2 separate regions of the Homo sapiens genome follow, and region 2 is linked to region 1. A link is a loop called in an ENCODE intact Hi-C map of the cell type or tissue named here. Cell type or tissue: HepG2. All regions are shown on one strand. Links, peaks and the distances in the headings refer to the core of each region. The heading gives the core; the rest is flanking DNA.

The links. Peaks named below come from ENCODE experiments on the same cell type or tissue, not always from the same donor. Only the 100,000 strongest peaks of a DNase experiment are listed, where the experiment ranks them.
Region 2: a loop joins it to region 1, with 1.9 times the contacts of the local background. A loop is called at or near these places in 2 of 110 quality-filtered maps.

The regions. Positions count from the first base shown.
Region 1 is chr6:158,318,073-158,328,730 of GRCh38, forward strand. The region is part of intron 1 of TULP4 (TUB like protein 4); the gene reads left to right. SNORA116 (small nucleolar RNA, H/ACA box 116) reads left to right here and starts at 4,910; the gene lies at 4,910-5,056. RefSeq lists enhancers at 5,269-5,338, 7,332-7,381. In HepG2, for the core only: no CTCF peak of the experiment used is centred there; DNase peaks (open chromatin) are centred at 4,879 and 5,369.
Region 2 is chr6:158,382,285-158,392,942 of GRCh38, forward strand. The region is part of intron 1 of TULP4 (TUB like protein 4); the gene reads left to right. Among named protein-coding and RNA genes, the nearest start is that of SNORA116, 65 kb to the left of the region's middle. In HepG2, for the core only: a CTCF peak has its summit at 4,971 (motif pointing left); a DNase peak (open chromatin) is centred at 4,967.

The DNA of each region.
Region 1 (10,658 bases), core at 1,045-9,044:
GGTAGATTGCAAAAATTTTCTCCCATTTTATAGGTTGCCTGTTCACTCTGATGCATTTTTACTTTTAGTTAATTTCTGTTCCTCATATTAGAATCTGTTCCATTTGGCTGGGCATGGTGGCACATGCTTGTAATCCCAGCACTTTGGGAAGCTGAGGCGGGAAGATTGCTTGAGCTTAGGAGTTCAAGACCAGCCTGGGTAACATAGTGAGACCCTGCCTCTACTCTCCCCCACCCACCGCAAAGAAAAGAATATGTTCCATTTACTGAATGCCTGTCAAGTAGAGTGACCAACTCTCCTAGCTTCCCAGGATGTGGGACTGTCGGTGTTAATACCTGGAAAATCCCAGGCAAACTGAGTTGGTCATCCTACTGCCCAGTGCCTGACGTGGTTTCAGACATCTTACCTCATGTTGTTTACAGCAGACTCATGGGAAGATATCATTATTTCCATTTTATAGGGAAGAAAACTCAGGCTTTAAAGATGTTAAATAACCTGCCTAAATTCATGCAGCTTGTATGGAGGAGAACTGGAATCTAGGGGTCTAACATTTTCCTACAACTTTATTTTCTTATAACTTGTGTTAAATACAAGTCTATAACTTGTGTTAAATACAAGTCCTCAATCCCTTATCCTCAATTGTTATATCTTTTTTTTTTATTTAATTTTTTCAGACAGAGCTTCGCTCTCTTCCCCAGGCTAGAATGCAGTGGCACAATCACCGCTCACCGTAGCCTCTGCCTCCTGGGTTTGAGTGATCTTCCCACCTCAGCCTGCCAAGTAGGTGGGACTACAGACATATGCCACAATGTTCAGCTAGTTACAAATTTTTTTTTTTTTTTTTTTTTTTTTTGGTAGAGACAGGGTTTTGCTGTGTTGCCCAGGCTGGTCTCAAACTCCTAAACTTAAGTGATCCGCCCACCTCAGCCTCCCAAAGTGCTGGGATTATAGGTGAGAGCCACTGTGCCCAGCTCACGATTGTTAAATCTAAGGGCTCTGAAAATAGCAAGTTTTTGTATAATTGTTTCAATGGCAAGACCTGGCCTGGACTGATGTGAAGCCGCTGGTTGTTGTTATTCCATCACTTCAGCTGCAGAAATACTGTGTTTTATTATGGGGGCTGCCCAGACCTGTGGGTGGCACTAGATAATTGACAGGAGCTCCCCTTGTAGGACTTTGCTAAGATTTAAAAAATTCTGAATTCAAAATACTTGTCTCTAAGGATTCTCAATCAGGGGTTGTGAACTTGTGTCTTCATTTAAGGGAATCATCAAAAGAAACCTTGGGTTTTATTTAATTTGGTTTTTCATTTCCGGGAAGGCTGACATTTAACTCATCTCTGCCCTTACCTTATCTTCACTCCCTTCTACCACAAGAAGCAGAAAAACCCTGTGTCCCCACCGGCCATCCCTTAAGAACACTACTGAAAGAACCATTGCAAGATTTTATTTCTGGCCACGGAACTAACTAAATTGAAGGGGTCAGATCTAGTCGTCTGCTAATTTCACAACTGAATTAAAAAGGAAAAAAATCTGAATGAAAGATAATTTATTTCACCCTCAGCTAGTATGTAAAATCTGTTTTATATTATGTAAGTATTTAACAAATCTTAACAGTTTTGGAATTATAAATGTATTCAGTTAGATAAATTGAATCTGAAATTAAATACTGTGATAAATGTTTGTCTAGTCTTTGAGACTAGTTTGCCTTTCTCACATTGTGTATTCTGTTGTTAGAAATTTGTGATAAAATGGTATTAGCTATATTTGCCAGAGTTAAACATATAGTAGAGGAATTCTTATCCTGTGATACATAGCTTCATATTTGGTAAATATGTTAATGGTTCTAATCAGATGGTGAAAATATATGCCCCCCTCAATCCTGAAAGCACCTTTCATAAAAAAGAACCACTACCACAAAAAATGAATGATCAGCCAAACCAACTTTTCCCAAAGCAACTTTCTATGGCATTTGGGGACGGAAACAAAATAATCCTTTTACCAGTATCTCTTTTGAAACCTTTGATTAGCAGTGTTATGGAAGAGGAATAGATGTGTGCTTACCTACTGAAACTCCAAGGGGGACTCTTCGTGGCTGGCTGAGAAGTGATGCTTTTTTAGAATTATTTGTCCTTTTACTGTGAAGCAGTAATTCAAGAAAGATGAGTTTTTCTTTTAAAAGAGTCCTCAATAGGTGGGCAGGTATGTCAGGCAAAATAATGATTATGTTCCATAATGAAGATTATTTCAGAAAATAATTACTTGGGAATGTTTTTATTCTATGAAACAATTTCTTACAGATATTGTAGATGTCGTGCAAATTAATCAAGGTTATTTGTACTGATTGTCATTTAACAGGAATTTTTTTTTTTTTTTTTTACACAGAGTCTCACTTTGTTGCCCAGGCTGGAGTGCAATGGCGTAATCTTGGCTCACTGCAACCTCCGCCCCCCAGGTTCAAGCCATTTTTCTGCCTCAGCCTCCTGAGTAGCTATGATTACAGGTGCCCGCCACCACACCCAGCTAATTTTTGTATTTTTAGTAGAAACGGGATTTTGCCATGTTGACCAGGCTGGTCTCAAACTCCTGGTCTCAGGTGATCCACCCGCCTCAGCCTCCCCAAGTGCTGGGATTACAGGCCTGAGCCACCATGCCCGGCTAACAGGATTTTTTTGACTTGAGAATAAGCAGGCAGCTATGTGTAGTTGCTGGAATTCGTTTTGTTATAAGGACACGACTACTGTAGCAATGGTCTCACCTGATTTCTTGGATTGGGTACATCTTCTCCGATATGCTTTCTCTGACCCTGCCCCTTGTCCCTGTTGTACACTTAACAGACTTCTCTGGTTGCGCTGATCATGCTTTATTATAGTTATCTGCTTGCCTCGTTTGGTAAAACTTATTGGAAGATCAATGTACCCTGTCATTCTTAACTTCCTCACCTCTCATTGTTTAGAATATCAATTATTTATTTATTTTTTAAAAAAATTTTCTTTAACTTTTTGGCCCACTTCAGTGTGCTTTCTTTCCTTATTCTACTGAAATGAACTCCTCAATGACCACACATTGCTAAACTCATAGGTTTTTGGTGTTTTGTTTTTGTTTTTAAACTGCACTTGATGTCTCAGTAGCATCAGTAGAATTGAAATGTTGTCCAGGACACCAGGCTCTCCTGGTTTTCCTGTTACTGTTCTGGCCTCTGCTTTCCGCCTTTCTTTGCTGGCTCTGCCTTTTTTTTGCCTCATCTTTAAATGTTAACGGGCACCAGGCATGCATATTTTTCTGTATTTCCTCTCTATGTTGGCTTTAAATCTCCCTACATGCTATGACTCCAGATACCTCTCTCTGTCTGCCATCTCCTTCTAGTTCCAGACTTCATTCTCCAACTTGATATATGAGATACAAAAGTGGACACCAGTCAGGCCTCGCAGACTATCGGTCACCCAGACAGAACTCATTTCCCCCCGCCCCTTGAACCTCAGATCAGTTCCATGCACTGTTTCCCCATTTTAGTAGATGGCCCAAGACCAGCCAGTCAGTTCAGCTCTCAACTCAGGAATCTCCCTGCGCTTCCCTTGTCCCCAAGTCTTGTTATTAGCAAGACCTCCCACTGTATCTGACTTCCAGATAATATCTGAAACGTGCTCACTTCACCACCATGCCTAGCATAAACCTCCTCATGAATCTCTTGACTTAAACTCTACTATTTTTCTATTGTGGAGGACTCAACAATCTATGTTAAGTTTTTTAAGTGTTTTAAAAATATTATAAAAATTTACTTCTAAAGTACTTTTCTTTTTCCTAAAAACATTGTATGACACATCTTAATTCCAAAAAGGATGGGAATTTCTAGATTGTAAGAATGGTCTCCCTTGCAGTTGAAAGACCCTCCTAGTACCATTGTCTGATTCACCCTCTCCTGAAGAAGGCCCAGAGCCACTGGGGACTGGCAAGCCAGGTTCTGTGTCCACCTCACTGTGCATAGTGATGACCAACTTTCTCAACATTCAGAGAGGTTAGAAAACCATTTTATTTTGAAACATTTATACAGTATTTAAAGTACTTAATCTGTACAACAGTTTTAGTGGGAAAAGTTGACTCATTTTGGATTAAAGCCAGCAAAAACTCACTGCAGCTCTTTTATCTCTCATAAATTCTACATAGAAAGTGACTTTTAGTAGATTTGTGACCAACTAAGGTATTATAATGGTGGATATAATGGAGGGCTGTTTTATTTCCTTTAGTGATGGCCTGTTCTTTTTTCCTTTCTGTTTCTGTTTTTCCATATCTTGATTCCAAGAAGTTCTAGCTTTACCTGTCCAAGTCATTCATTAGTTTACTCAAGTCAGTAGTAAGTTGAAAATAATAATTCTCTTCTATCAGAGTTGTAGAACCTGAGATAATATGTTTTTGGAAGGGCTGTGAAAATGGTATATAAGTGATGAAATAGTAAAGTACTCTATACCCTTTGTACTTAAAGTAATATACTTAAGTATATTACTTTCCAGTCCTTACAATACCACTTAGTACCTGGAAATTCAGTTACTGTTCTGACTCATGAGGTTAGAAACAGTGTTTGTTGATTTTTGTTCCTCAGTTTAGATTTGAAAACACATGCATTAATTTTTAGCAGGTATTTACTGCATCTCTGTTGTGTGCCAGGTGCTGCGTGTATTTGCCACTGTCGGGGGGCAAGAGAAGTCCCAGCTTATACCTCATGGAATCTACAGTCTAGCATGAGGGTGAAACGTGGACTTCGCCTTCCTCTATTTGCATTTCCATTAGGAAGAGAAAGCAAGCTTTCAATTGTTCAAAGAATGAAGAATGAGGCTTCCTAGAGATTGTGTGGTGAAGATGATCTTTGAGCAGGGCCTTGAGAAATACTTAGGATTTAGCACGTTTAGCGCGTGCTTTTCTCAGTGGTGCAAGAAGATTAAGCCACATTCTGGCTTTAGAGAGGCATTTCTGAGAGAGATGAAGGACACTTCGTTCCCCAGCCCCAACCTAAGCATGTGACTGTACTCACCTTGTCAGATGCTGTTGGAACCTGGCTGACAAGGACAAGGACCTATGCATTTTTTCCTGCCCTGGAACAAAATTGCCCTTGTTGGACAGGCAGTGATGTTCTGTGCGCCTTTTGACTATACTGTGAAATGTTTGTGGTTTGTAATGGGGATTTTATCCATCTGAGCATGCTACACTTTTTATTAGTTTCCATGGCAGATGGTTAAACTAGGGTGCTGCCTTAATAATTTGACTTATGCAGGTGCTCAGATATGACTGTTTCTGTGCTTAATGTATTCAGCATGTGGTTGTAGTCGTTTGAAAAGTTACATAATCATGTGTTCATGACCTGAGTTAGAGATAATTTATTAGTGACTCAGCATTAATGACTCATTTTATGCAACTCTTCTGGTAAAGCAACGTTTCTGTTCATGTGAGCATATTGTAGCATGCTAGGTGACCACATCTACCTTGTTTCCTTCCTAGGTAGTACCTTTAGGTATTCCATTACAGGAGGGCTGCCCCACTCCCGGAGGTGCATTGAATACAGAGAGGGCATAGTTGGTGGAGAAAAGCCCTCCTTGGGATCATCTGTAGCTGGTAATAGGGACTGAGAAGCTCAGGGCTACATCATGGTTGAATGTTTGTGGATTCAGTGATCTGCATGGCAGGTTTCAAAACCATATAATGTTAAGAGATATGAATTGCAAAACCACAACCCCTCAGACTTTTCTATACAGTAAGTCCTCAATATTGTTAAGTTCTTGGAAACTGCAGCTTTAGGTGAAACAACACTTAGTATGTAGTATATACGTAGGATCTTTTTTCTTGTTTATATCAGTTAGCTTAAGGTAAAATTGTTTTCATATGCAGGTCATTTTTGCTTAAAGTTCAGCTTCTAAGAACCTATCCTTGAAGTTAAGTGAGGACTTAACTGTACTTTTTGCAGGTAAATTTACTGTATTGAGCGAAATGAATAGTGGAAACTTACCTAGTTTTTTACCCTGGAAAGGAATTTAAACCGATAAAATGCACTTACTAGAATTTGATGGATGTTCCGCTTTTATCTGCCAGCTTTATCACGAAGGATTTCCTCAGTGGGAACACTGAGAGAAAGGATCTGCATAGTGGGACTGGAAGGGTGGAGTAGTGTGTGAATGAAGTCAACTAGGTATTTAAAAAATATTCTTACATTCCCTGACTATAGCCATAATTAACGTCATTGTCCTGGTGAGTCTGTCTTCTTTTTTTAGACCAAGTCTGAAGAAATGGGTGGCAGATGTTGTACTGTTCTGATGTACTGCAGAGTGCTATAGTAGGTCAGAGGATGAAGCACTGTGGACCAGTGTGGTCAGGGAAGCTTCCTGCAGAGTCAGGGAGTGAGCTGGACCTTAATGTTCATTTCGGTTCCGTAAACATTTGAGAGCTCGCTCTAGGCTAGACTCTGTTGGGCTTTGGCTCTACAGTGGTGAAAAAGGCACTGTTCCTGCCCAGATGGATCGTCTATCGTGTGTCAGAGGGTGGATATTGTTTGCATGGATATAATGTTGTCTTTGCTGATGACAATTGCCATATATATTCCTGTAATTTGTGTGTGTGTGCTATGTCCATTATTTAGTGTAGCCCTCATAACATCTCTCTACAGCTTTGTATTAATATCCTTGCTGTACAGTTGGGGAACCTGAGGTTCTGAGATGTTAATGAAATTGTCTGAGGTTGCAGAGCCAGATGATGGCAGATCTGAGATTTGAATTTGTGTCTGTGTGTTTTTCTATCTATAAGACACTGCTTCAAAAAGGTGAAGGGAAGAGGCACCCTTAAACAGAGTTATGAATGACTGTGGTATGTGTGTGTTTTGGACATGGAAGAGTTTGGTGAAGTGTTGGAGAGTAGTGGAAAGCAAAGCGGGATCGACAGGTGGGACCAGACATACATAGTCATGATTATAAACAATAGTAATAAATGTTTGTGGCATGAAAGAAGACAGTGCTTTTGGTTTGGGCCGTATTCCAAGACCATAAGAAGACTCTCATATTCAAATAGAATTGTCAAAAAATCAAATGTGAGTGTAAAAATTACCATTCAATTCAGTGCATTTTTTCACCAATGTGGATAACTGACAGTTGACAGCACTGGCTATGCTTAATCAATTATGGAAATAATAGTCTTAAAGAAGTAACAGACATCAGTCACCATGATACTATGATAATGTACACATGAGCCTAACTCTTAATTGTAGCCAGTTATTGTAAACTGAAGGGATTTGAGGAACAGCTTTTCTTTTTTTTTTTTTTTCAGACAGAGTCTTACTCTGTCTCCCAGGCTGGAGTGCAGTGGTTGAATCTCGGCTCACTGCAAGCTCTGCCTCTTGGGTTCATGCCATTCTCCTGCCTTAGCCTCCCGAGTAGCTGGGACTACAGGCACCTATCACCACGCCTGGCTAATTTTTTGTATTTTTAGTAGAGACGGGATTTCACCGTGTTAGCCAGGATGGTCTCAATCTCCTGACCTCGTGATCCGCCCGCCTCGGCCTCCCAAAGTACTGGGGTTCAGGCGTGAGCCACCGCGCCCAGCCGAGGAACAGCTCTTCTTTTAAATGTCTTAGGAATTCTTATTTTGAATAAGGAACCTTTCTAGCAAAGAGGCAGAAATGAAACTTTTGTTTTATATTTAGGTCAGAATTTCATTTCACCTAAACTGGCTTATCTATTTTTATACCAAAGCTCAGTAGTGTGAGTTAATTTTTTATCACTGTAATAGTTATACATATTGGTAAATGCTAAGAATGAAAAATAGCAATGTTCTAACTCCTGTCTCCCCCCCTCCCCCCACCTGTTGTCCTGGCCACTTAACAAAGGCTCATACTATTATTTTTTTGATGAATCAATTTTAGGATTTTGTCTATTGACTTCATTCCCATCTCGTTAGGCTGAGATTTAGCACTCTTCTCTTTCTTTCATAGTCACTCAACCCAGCTTTGCCCTATCATCTAATCATTCCAGTATTACTGTATCACAAATATTGGTTATTATTCAGTGTTTACACTGTTTAAACTATGTCACTGTTATTCCCAGATGAGCCAAGTAGGGTACTATGATTGTATTCCTTCATTATTTAACTCTTTTCTCCTCATGATAAAAATTTCCCCCCCAGTGGTTTAGTTTATCTATTGCAAAACCTTCCTACATCTTCAGCATAATTTCATACATTCAAACCAATTAGATGGTTTATCAGTTCATTTTTTTGTTTTGTTTTGTTTTTGTTTTTTTCCTGAACACCTCCATCTGAGAGTCCTTTGTCATCCTTCTGCTCTCTGGATTGGTTGCTCAGTGGGCCTGCTGCCCAGGTGATTTCCTGAACTTCCTTTTAATCATCATCTTGGGAATTCTCTTTGCCCCCTATTTATTCCACGTGTCGTTTATGGAATCTTGTATTTTTTTGGTTAAACTCCTTTTTGTTGGAACATAATCTCCAGTATCTTCCTAAGAAAGTATTTGTAAGTCATAAAGTATAAGACTTTTAATCTCTGTAAATGTCTTAATTGCTTTCACACTTGATAGTTTGGCTGGGTACAGATTTCTAGGTAGTTTTCTTCAGAATTTTGTCTTCACATTTCCAGAGTTTTTAGAAGCATAGTAGTTAAGAGCTCAGGCCCCGGAGCTAGACTCAGTTTACGTTCTAGCTCCATCACTTAGTAATGCCATGACTTTAAATATATTATCTAATTTATCTTTATAGTTGTCCCTTGACTATCATGGTTTGAACTTTGTGGATCCACTTATATGTGGAATTTTTTCAATCAAATACGGATCAAAAATACAGTATTTCTGGGATGCAAAATCCATGTTTATATGGAGAGGATTATACACAAAATCAACGTTTGTATGCTTAAGTTCTTGTGGGCTGACTGCGGGATTTGAGTATGTGAGAATTTGGGTATACGTGCACAGTCCTGCAACCATCCCCCTTGTGTACCAGACTGTACTATGATTTTCTCATTTGTGAAATGGATTTATAAATAATACTTTCCTCATATGGGATTTGTTGTAAGGATTCAGTGGTTACTATAGCCATTTAGAAAAGTGGCTGGCACATGATGAGGGCTTTTTAAAATTGACTATTATTACTCTAGGTCCTTTATATGTGACCTAAAAAACATTCAAAAGTTTATGCATGTGTTCTTTTTTCTAGGTATTCTGAAATTTCATAATGGTCTGCTTTAGTAACTTTTTTCACATTAACAAGGTAGAGACCCATTTGGTGGAAACGATGCTCTTCAGTTCCAGGGCTTTTTGGTTGTTGTTGCTTTAAGAATTACTACCCACCTGCATCCTGGATTTTCTCTGTTTTCTCTAACCTACTAGTCAGATGTTTAACCTCTTAGAATAACTTCCTGACTTTTAAAGTTTTACATGTTTGACTTTCTGAGAGATTTCCTTACTTTATTTTTTAAGCTTTTCTAATCAAAATTATTTCAGAGCCATGATGGTTTTCATTTCTAACATCTTGTTCTAATCTACTGGCTGCTCCAGTTCTTATTTTATGGGCACTATATTTTCTCATACTTCTGTGAGGATACAAATTATGGTTTTAAACAATTTTTTTTTTGTCCATGCATTAGATCTGCTTTTTTTGAGGTTTTTTAAAGAGGTGTGTGTGAGTGTGTATAGGGGTGGTTCTGTGTGAATCTCCCCACCACCACCCAGATTTTTTATAATTGAGGTCTTCTTTAAATGTCTAATGATCCTTGACTATTTATTCAAATGTAAGAGTAGTGCACCATGAATCTCTTTGGCATCTTTTGTGTGTGTATATGTAGGGGGTGTTTAGCTGGTGAGCTTTATTGTATTATATAATGACCTGGGGGAGAACCAGCTGTTTTCTTGGGACTGCCAAAGGTCAGCATCCAAGCAGCTTTCTCCGTAGTGGTCCAGTTTCTTTCAGTAAGAAACTTCCAGTCACACACCTGTGAATATACTCCTGTTGCCAGCATTCTCAGAGCTGGTGTGTGTGTGTGTGTGTGTGTGTGTGTGTGTGTGTGTGTGTGTGTGTGCGTGCGTGCTGGGAAAGAGGTAGACCTAGTTATATGAAAGTTGGAGGAGCAGGAGGAGGGAGGAGGAGGAGCTAATATTGAGTATTTATTTTGTACCAGACACCATCCTAAGTGCTATAGCTCACTCAGTCCTCACATCAGCTCTGCAGCTTTGCACCTGTTATTGTCATCTTTTTTTTTTAGATGAGGAAAGTGAGGTACAGAGACGTTAAGCAGCTTGCCCAAAGTAAGGCATCTCTGCTAATTGACAGAGCTGAAATTGAACTCAGGAACCTTCTAGATTCTATGTATTTGGCTTTTCACAACATCATTCTTGTTTTCAATCCTTGTCACTATCTCTGCTGTGCCTGAGATTCCCAAAACGAGTTGTGGCTAACCCAGAGAATAACCCTTCAGTGCCTGATGTTGGTGGAGAGAAGAATTGCCTAGTTACATCTCATATGGCTCAGCAGGGGAGAGGAGTGCCCTCATGGTTGCTAAATGTGGGAATGGAATGTGAGGCAGGAGGCAGGTGAGAGGTTAGTACAGGTGGGAGGTGTCCCCGCTGTGTGGGGAGGAGGGACTTTTGCCACTAGTTCTGTTACAGGTTTGGGATTCTAGGA
Region 2 (10,658 bases), core at 1,855-9,854, 65 kb after region 1:
CTGTGCCTGCTGACATCATCCTTTACCTCCTTGAGAAGTAGAGGGCAAGGAATGGGTTTTGGTACCCTGTGACGTTAGGAAGACTTTTTCTCATCGTTGTAATTGCTTCATAATTGAGCGGGAAAACAAACCTTCCAACATTATAGATATCTTCCTCCAAGTGGATAATGAGCTGTGTCCTCTTTGCTTTTTTGCCATTTGCCATGCTCCTCCAAGCAGCAGCGAGGGTGAGAAAACTTTGGAGTCCAGCAGACTGGGGATTGAATCCTTGGCTTGCCTATTTGCTAGTTCATTTTGGTGAAATTACCTTCAATCACTGAGTCAGGTTCTCACCTTTGAAAGGATGGTGATTAATAGATAAGGTTGACCTCACAGGTGTGTAGTAAGGATGAAATGAGATACCTTAAATCATGTGTCTTTAAATGAGGTACTTTAAATAACTCAGGGGATGAGCCACTTAGTAAGCCTGGAGAAATGGTAATTTCCTGTCTCAGCTTTGGTAATCTCTTTGTAAGCCATGAGACTTGTAGATAGTTAACTCTGGCATTTATTTGAGAAATTTAGTTGTCATTACAGCAAGGGTTGACATATTAATTAGAGCAATGCCCTTTTCACATAACTGAGTCAAATATCATAATAAATGCCATTAATCTTGGAAAGTCGAAAAGGAGATCCTGAGAGGCGAATTAGTGCTGTGCCAAAAATGGAATGAGAACTCAGGTTCAAGGATCAAGGTCGCAGCCAATTTAGCCGTGGGTCATAAGAAGCATTTGCTGGAGCAGTCTGACAAATTTTGTTGAACCTGGCACCAGAATGCAACCCCTCTTGCCTTAGACCATTCTGCTGTGCATCCTCCTCAAAGTCCCATGGCCATTAAGATGCGGGGCCTGGACTTGAAATTCAGCCTTTTGACTTCAGACTGGGGTGCTTCTCACTACTGTATGCCTCCCTGCTCTCACAAAGCTCCACCTGCCCAGTACACATTCCTAGAGGTGTCAAGGGGTGAGGAGAGTAATAGTTGGTAAATGTTATGAAATCTTACATTCAGTTTCTCTGCTGTAACATGGGATGATTATATCTACTTCTATGGTACTGTTGTGAGAATTATAATGCAATGATAAAAGTAAAAGTGGCACACACAACAATTAGTGTCACCCATTTTTTAGCTAATACTATCAAGGTATGGATTTACATCATTCGAGTTGAGGTAGTTGCCTATTTTCAAAGTTGTGGATAACTATAAGGAGATGAACCTTATAAAGGGAATAGAAATGTGCCCTTAGGATTCTAGAATGGACAGAAAACTAGCCCACCCCAGGTGAGTCCACAGTGATTGGGAGCTGGCATTAAACTGGACTTGAAAGAGCTTGAGGGATGCAGGAGAGCGAGTCAGGCCATTCTCAGTGTGAAGGCTGAGCCTGGCTAAAAACCTGGGCCAGCTTCTCGGGGCACATGGTCTGTGGTCACTTGCCAGCTGGGCATAATGGGAGGTAGTGTGGTGACTGCAGACCACCAAAGGGAATTTGTATTTGGTCTTTGCGATTAAATGATGACTTTCAGCAGGGCTGATTAGATGGACACACTTGTTAGGCTAGGGATGACTGTCTTCCAGGAGTTGAATGTGGCTTGGATAAGGTTTTGGAAGAAAATGAGAGTAAAGTAGTTGGATTTGGCAGGAAGTTAATAGTACAGACTTTATACCAAAGAGTGTAACATTATCCCAAGACTGTGGCTAGAGGAGGTGAATCTATCTGTGACTGCCCAGTCAGGTTGGTGGGATGGGGGAAACATTAGTGAAGCTCTGTGAGCTCTTTCTTAGCCTTTAATTACAGTAATATTTTGTTTCTTTGCAATATAGCATCTCGAATATTCCAAATGGAAATTTCTCTAGCATGTAAAGCCAATTCTTTTATTCATTTTTATTACCATAATGTAGTATACGTTATGACAAGGTAATTTAATTTAGAAAATTTGACTTTGTGTAAGAACCACATGCCTGTTTAGCTTTTTTTTTTTTTCTTGAGACAGAGTCTCGCTCTGTGACCCAGGCTGGAGTGCAGTGGCACTATTTCAGCTCACTGCAAGCTCCACCTCCTGGGTTCACGCCATTCTCCTGCCTCAGCCTCCCGAGTAGCTGGGACTACAGGCACCCACCACCCCACCCGGCTAATTTTTTTGTATTTTTAGTAGAGACGGGGTTTCACTGTGTTAGCCAGGATGATCTTGATCTCCTGACCTCATGATCCACCCTCCTCAGCCTCCCAAAGTGCTAGGATTACAGGCGTGAGCCACCATGCCCAGCCAGCATTTATTTTTGTATCTTTTTATTAGTTGGCAGTGGTTGATCCTTTCCTGAGGCCAAGTATTTGAATTTGTTTGACAGGTGATTAGCCAGCTGTCTAAATTGGGTTTGAGGTGACATTATAACCCCAACTAGGCATGAGGAGTGACTCCGTGTTAGTCAGAGGCCTCAGACCTGAACTCGCCCTTGCTGGTAACAGCTGAAAGACTCTAGGAGCAAGATATTCAGGGACTTGTGGGACAAGGAGATTGTTGGTTCAGAGGATAGTGTGAAGGGCTTATCTCATAAATATCTGGATTGGCTGTAACACAAAGTGACTGCAAAATCAAATGATCTGCTTGGAAAACTTCCCAGAGGTAGCTTTAGAAGTTCCAAAGAAATGTCAGATTCTATCTCCCAATCCCAAAGTCGGGCTTTTAATTAAGTTAAGAGTTAGTCGACTAAGGCAAATGACCTGATGCTTTTATCTGGAAAGAAGTTATCCTCGCCCACGTCAGTGTGTTGATGCCGTGAATGTAGGTTCCCGTTACTGAGTATACCATTCAGTAATTACCAAGAAAAATAGAAAGAGTGCATGGTCACCTATTGGCTTTCTCCCTCCACACTCACCGAAAGTACCATCTTGATAAAAATATCAAAATATCAGGAGCTTATGATAACAGTTTATTACAAGTAAAACATTCAAAGACTCATCTTGCTGACTTTCTTTTACATCTGGCTACTATTATGTATAATTTCTCTGCAGTCAGGGCATCCAGCGTGGTGCCCTTTAGTTAGGTTGTACCATAGATGATAGTCCACAGAGAAGCATTTTGGTCCCAATAAGCAGCATTTTGTGGCAGAAAGAGCTCTGGAGTCAGCAGACTCTGGCTGCACATCCTGGCTTTCAGGCGAATAAATGCGTCACCTTTGTCAGGCTACTCTTTGAACCTCAGATTCTTCGGTGAAGTGGTGATACTATCTGTGTCAAGGGGTTGTGAGGATTCAACCAGTATTATATGCAGTATGTACATATGTACACATATAATTATATACATATTATATATAAAATATAATTATACATGTACAATATATACAAATATACATGTTTTATATACATATAATTTATTACAGTGTGTGGTATGTAAGTTTCCTGGGTTTTTTTTTTTTAAGTTCCTTATAACTTTTACCCTCTCTTCTCCAAAATAGTCTTGCCATCAGATATGATGACATGCAGCTCAGCTTATGTCAGGAAAAGTCTACAAATGTGGAATATCTTTTTTTTTTTTTTTTTTTTGAGAAAAAGTCTCACTTTGTCACCCAGGCTGGAGCACAGTAGTGTGATCATAGTGCACTGCGGCCTTGAACTCCTAAGCTCAAGCAATCCTCCTGCATCCGCCTCCTGAATAACTGGGACTACAAGTGTGCACCACCACACCCAGATAATTTTTAAATTTTTTGTAGAGACAGGGTCTCACTTTGTTGCTCAGGCTGATCTTGAACTCTTGGACTCAAGTGATCCTCATACCTCAGCCTCCCAAAGTGCTATGATTACAAGTGTGAGCCACTATGCCTTGCCACATCATATAATATCTTGATTTTAAAGACTGCAATTGGCTAGCTGAGATACTCACCCTAAATTTTTTTTATTTAAACCTATTCATAACTCTCAGATCAGACTCCTATTAATTATATGTTTTATTACAAATTTCAGGTAAGGTTGGTTTCTGAATTAGAATAATAAATTTGAAATTTCAGTACTGAAACCTTAATAAAGGGGTCATTACTCAAAATTTAACAAGTAAAGCCATATTAATTTAAAATAATTTGGAGGACATCCAGTCTTTCATGGTGACAAAATGAAATTTATAGAGTACTAATAGATATATACTGTAGCCCTGTTTCAAAGAATAAAACTTGCATAAGGTGCTAATAGAGGCAATGTAATAAATTTTCTTTTTACTCCTTACTATATATCTATTTTTTTTACAAAATAATGTTATAATTGTAACTGTTATATGTAAGAAAGACTCTTTAATTCCTTGACTGTAATTTAATATAGTCACAGAATTCAGATCAGATTTTCCTTAACTAGAAAGGCAGTATACCATAGTGTTTAAGTACAGAGGCATAAAACAGACTGCCTGGATTAGAAATATGACTTTACCACTTGCTAGCTGAACAACTTTAGCTAAGTTACTAAACCTCTCTGTTTTCTCTATTTGTAAAATGGGGACAATAATAGCTTCTATCTCATAAGGTAATTGTGAGAACTGAATGAATTCATGCCTGGGAAGTTGTTAGAATGTCTATCTAGTACACAGTGTTAGCTGTTTCTAGAACTTTGAAAATTGTCAGAGAATTAGTATATTTTCTGTTTATTTCTGTCAAAGCGATTGACAGAAATGAACAGGTGAGAAAAATTAGGATAAAGTAGTAAAAATGAAAAAACATAAAAATAGATGATAAAATTGGGGGGGAAACTGCATACCATGCAGTTGAGAGAGTGGGTAAGTGTGTGGGCCCACAGTGCTGCTCCCCAGTCCTCAGAAAAGAGAAGCTGTGGCCCAGGGACCACAGCAGCACTGTAAGTGTGATGGCTGTTTTTATAGATCTGTCAATTAAAGCTCTCAATACAAGCTTCTTGTATTAATGTCAAAGTGCAGATCTAAACTTGAGACCCCTGCTGGTCAGGAACATCCAAACTGGTAGAGGCCTTAAGTATTAGATGACGATCTGTCAGTCCCGTATATCTATCTTAAAATTTCATGACGTTCTGCAACACAACATGCTGTAATAAATGTCCTAATTTGAGGAAATTGGGACTGTACAGTGGCTGATTAATCTAAAAAAAAGGAAGAAAAATTGATTATAATAGGAAATCATTTTAAAATAATGCATAAACACCTTATACGTTTTACTTTAACTTAAAGCATAATTTAAGTAGCAGCCTGATCAGTAAATAGTTTTTTCTTATGCTGACTTCATGGATACCATGGTGTGTTTTCCATCATCCAAGGCATGTTCTACTTGCTGTAAAACATGACACTGCCAATATTTTACTAAAGGTTCTCATGGGATTTCAGGTTGTCTTTTTTTGCATGTGCGTGCACACACACATACATTGTGGCTTCTTTTTTTTCTTAACTTAAAGCTAATTCACATTATGCAATTCAGCTGTGTCAAGTTTTTGTGTACAATTTAAATGGTTACAACTGTTTCTGATGAGCAAGACTCTAAAGCCACCTGGAAATGGAAGCTAAGTAGTGTGCACTGCCTCTTAAGATTATTATCTCTAATTTTTTACATTTCCTCTCTTAATTCAAGTGAAACCTTTTTAGTGACTTGCCTTCAATGAGTCTTTGCAAATTTAACTTAGTTTTCATAGCTAAATTCATATTTGTGAAAGTAAGTGTAACTCAGACTTCTCCAACAAGTGAATTCTAATTGCAAATAAGACAGTAGAACAGCTAATCAGTTCTACTGTCTTATTTAGTACATATTAACATAGTTACTGAGAGAGAAGTGTGCTTTAAGAGATTCAAGTATCTAAAATGGTTTAGCCAGAGTAATCTCATCTTTTTCTATTTTATTTTTATTTTAGCAGATTGCCAGGCTCTAATTCATATAGCACAAGAAAGTAATTTCTATGCTTAACTAGCAAATAATTAACCATGTAATTTTGTTTCTATAGAAGATTGGTAATAAAATTGAACTTACATACATTGTTTAAAGAAAAATAATCTGCTCGTTTTTCTTTTTTTTTTTTTTTTTTTTTTTTTGAGACGGAGTCTCACTCTGTCGCCCAGGCTGGAGTGCAGTGGGGTGATCTCAACACACTGCAAGCTCCACCTCCCGGGTTCACACCATTCTCCTGCCTCAGCTTCCTGAGTAGCTGAGACTAGAGGCGCCCATCACAACGCCCGGCTAATTTTTTGTAGTTTTAGTAGAGATGGGGTTTCACCGTGTTAGCCAGGATGGTCTTGATCTCCTGACCTCGTGATCCACCTGCTTTGGCCTCCCAAAGTGCTGGGATTACAGGCGTGAGCCACCGTGCCCGGCCTAATAATCTGCTCATTTTCTAATGGAAAAAAAAAAAAAAATGCCTGCATCATAGGTATCCTGCACAGGTATAGTTATATTATTGTTTAACAAATCACTTGAAAAATAAACTTACTGTTTAAAAATATAACTTTTTGAAGACATCAAAGTAAGTTAACCTTAAATTATGGCCAATTAGTGGCATAATTGAAATCTCACAAAAGAAGGATATGACACAGACCAGAGTGGATCCCAGTGTGTCCCTGGGTTCTGCAGAAGCACTCTGTGGTGACAGCAGAGGTGGCACCTCCCACCACGGGTAGCTGCCATGGTGGACACAGTGATTTACTGTTGTTAGTCTGTCGAGGTTTCATTTCTCTCTGATTCCTTGTCTGAGTTTTGAAAATGACTGTCCCAACTCAATGTGATGTGGTGTACTGATTTATAGTGGAACTACAAACCAGAATAAACAACAGTTTCATAATTTTGCCAGGTATATGTTTTTGCTTAAAGTATCTTGATAGGCAAAGGATTTAATTTTATCACAAAATTTATAAAAGGCACCAGGTATGGTGGCTCATGCCTGTAATCCCAGCACTTTGGGAGGCTGAGGCAGATGGATTGCTTAAGCTCAGGAGTTTGAGACCACCCTGGGAAACATGGGTGAAACCCCTTCTCTACAAAAAATACAAAAATTAGCCAGGCATGGTGGTATGCACCTTATGTTCCCAGCTACTTGGGAGGCTGAAGTGGTAGGACTGCTTGAGCCTGGGAGGTGGATGTTGCAGTGAGCCGAGATTGCATCACTGCACTCCACATCCTGGGTGACAGAGTAAGACTTTCTCTCTCTCTCTCAAAACAAACAAACAAACAAGAATTCATAAAAGGCAACTTTTCCCTGAGACAAAAGTGAGACAGCATACTTTTTTTTTAATCATATACGTTTAAAATTTGTATTTTGATGTGGAGATCAATAGAAGTGGATTTCAGGATTTTGTACAATTTTTTTCTAAGGTTTTAATTAATTTATTGCAAAATGCTGTGAAAGGGCATATGAATCATGTGGTGTGCCTTTTTCCTTTGAGCTGGCAAAGAGGGCTTTTGACACAGCTCCTGTGTTCTCATTGTGGACTTGGCCCAGTCATTCCTCCCAGACATCATTTGCAGAGAGACCCTTTGGTTTGAGGTTAGAATATCTATTGTAAAGTAAAGCCTGGTTAATCAAATTTATGTCATATGAGCCAGCAGTTATGCTAGGTAGTTTTATTTGATGGCGGGTGGATCACCTGAGGTCAGGAGTTCAAGACCAGCCTGGCTAACATGGTGAAACCCTATCTCTACTAAAAATATAAAAGTTAGCCGGGTGTGGGTTCAAGTGATTCTCCTGCCAGGAGGCGGAGGTTGCAGTGAGCTGAGATTGCACCACTGCACTCCAGCCTGGACGACAGAGTGAGACTCCGTCTCAAAAAAAAAAAAAAAATTTAAATTACGTAAGTCATTTATGTGCACAGTGAGAAAGTCAAAGGATAAAAAAGTATATAAAATGATATAACTTCTCTAGTATCCAAAGAATCAACCATTAACAGTTTGGTATTCTCTATGAACTATTTTGCACATATAAAAATGGGCAGAAAACACAATTATGTACATAAATGTATCCAGCTTTTTAAAAAAATGAAACTGAATCATAGTATATCTGGTCTGTAGCTTGCTTTTTTACCTCTACCTAATTGTATGCGAACTACTTTCTTTGCAGATCTTAAAAAAAAAAAAGAAAAAGAGTGTTATTCAGATGAATGGATATATCATTATTTAATTATTCAGCCATATATTGATAGATATTTACAACGTTTTGTTTTTAGTGATTTGTTAGCATCTTCGAATTAAAAAAGAAAAACTGGATTCCAATTTGTAACTAGAAGTATTTTCAGAGGCCATTTATAGAGCGTGGTCCATACAAGAGTCTCCTAGATAAGGAAGTTATTACTTTGCTCAACAGATAGGACAAGCAAATCACAACAGGAAAAGGAGTGAACAATGCTAAGATCGAACGAAGCCTGTGTACCAAATAATTGAAGAGTCATATGACGTGAAGGAGAAAAGCACTCTTCAGTGGTGTCATGGAAATTGAAGTCTCAAGAACAAAGAATTTTACTCAATGAACATATTTGCTTATTTTGCATGGGCCCTATGTTTGTTTTAAAATAGGAATAAAGGCCAGGCACAGTGGCTCACGCCTGTAATCCCAACACTTTGGGCCGCCAAGGTGGGAGCATAGCTTGAGGCCAGCCTGGACAGCATAGTAAGACTCTGTCTCTATAAAAAGTAAAAAAATTAGATGTGGGGGTCTGAACCTGTAGTCTGGAAGGCTGAGGCGGGAGAATTGCTTGAGCCCAAGGGTTTGAGGCTGCACTGAGCTATGATTGCCACTGCACTTCAGCCTGGGCAACAGAGTGAGACTCCAACTCTAAAAAATAATAATAATAAGATGAAAATGAAGAAATAAAATGAAAACATTTGAAATAATAGTCGAATGACACAACTTTAATGTCATAAGGATTTCTTTCTTATACAGTGTAGTGTTTGGGGGGCAGGTAAGGGATGGGTGTTATTTATTTCCTTTTGTAAAATTTCAAATAAAAGCCATAAGGAAATACTTTATGAAGTGGAGTAGCATGTGTGTATCTTGAAAAACTGAATAACCAGCCATTGTATATAGCAAAGTCATTAGCTGTTCTTGTCTTTTGTTTTAATAATTGTATGTGTAGAGTGCATCGTGTCACCCAGGGCAAAGGCAGGGAGCCATGACTTAGGCCAGTTCATTGTTAACCATGGTTTATTGTCAACTGTAGTGTATGAGGGTGCTCTTAGTGAATTCAAACCTACAAAGGCAAAGTTGGTGACTAATTTTTAAAGTATTTTTCTCTTAGCAGTGACATTTTTCACTAAGACAAAATTTAAAATAGACTGGGCAGTCTGAGTGGCAGGGGCTTTCAAATGACGTTTCATACCTAGTGTCATAAACATGGAATCCCTCAATTAAGGAGAATGAATTGTGAATAGGGACGGGCTACTTTGGTACATGCCACCTGTTTGCTTACTGCTGTATTTGAAGACAGAAGTTTTATCATGTCTTTGCTAGCATCAGATATGGCTGTTATATCTTACAATAACTTTGTGTTGTTATTGTCATTCATTTTACTTATGGAGAGCCACCTAATGTTACCTCTAGTGGCTAAGCATGCTTTCCTCTGAGATGTAAGGAAGCCACACCAGAGCTGGTCTTTTCTGCTTTGCTCACTTCTTTTTTCTTAGTGCCTGGAATGTGGCAGGCACTTAGTAAATAATGTTAAATGTTATGAAGTATATTAGTCCATTTTCACGCTGTTAAATGAATGAAATGTATTAGTTCATTTTCATGCTGCTGAAAACGAAAGACATACCCTAGACTGGGCAGTTTACAAAAGAAAGGTTTAATGGACTTACCATTCCACATGGCTAGGGAGGCCTCACAATCACAGCAGAAGGCAAGGAGGAGCAAGTCATGTCTTACATGGATGGCAGCAAGCAAAGAGAGAGAGCTTGTGCAGGGGAACTAATCTTTTTAAAACCATCAGATCTCATGAGACTTATTCACTATCACGACAACAGCATGGGAAAGAAGTGCCCCCATGATTCTGCCCCCATGATTCTGTTACCTCCCACTAGGTCCCTCCCACAACACGTGGGAATTCAAGATGAGATTTGGGTGGAGACACAGCCAAACCACATCATGAAGTAACAGAATATTTGCCTACCTGTAGCTTATGCAAATAGGAATTTGAATCACATAATAGGAAGCCCAGAGGCAGGTGGCTGCTACCATTTGTCATAAGCTCAAGGCAGCATCTCTGATTCTCCCGGCTTTTTTCTCATAATCACAAGATGACTGCCATAGCTCGACCATAGTGTTAAAGGCAGGAGAAAGCAGGATAGGGTGGTGTCAGCAGATATCTGCTCACATCTCAGGGGCCAGCCTCAGGTCACACAGCTGATGCTGACTACAAGGGGTGGAAATCAGCAGAGGCAGACGAAGGGGATTTTGAGGGGACTATGGCGGCTGAGTGGTGAAGCATTTTGGGATTGAATGCTGGGTACACCGCCACCTTCCTACACTGCCACTGTACCTATTGTTTAAATTTGTATTTCTTTTTTTTTTTTTTTTTTTTTTTTTGAGATGGAGTCTCGCTCCATTGCCAGGCTGGAGTGCAGTGGCGTGATCTCGGCTTGCTGCAACCTCCACCTTCTGGGTTCAAGCGATTCTCCTGCCTCAGCCTCCTGAATAGCTAGGATTACA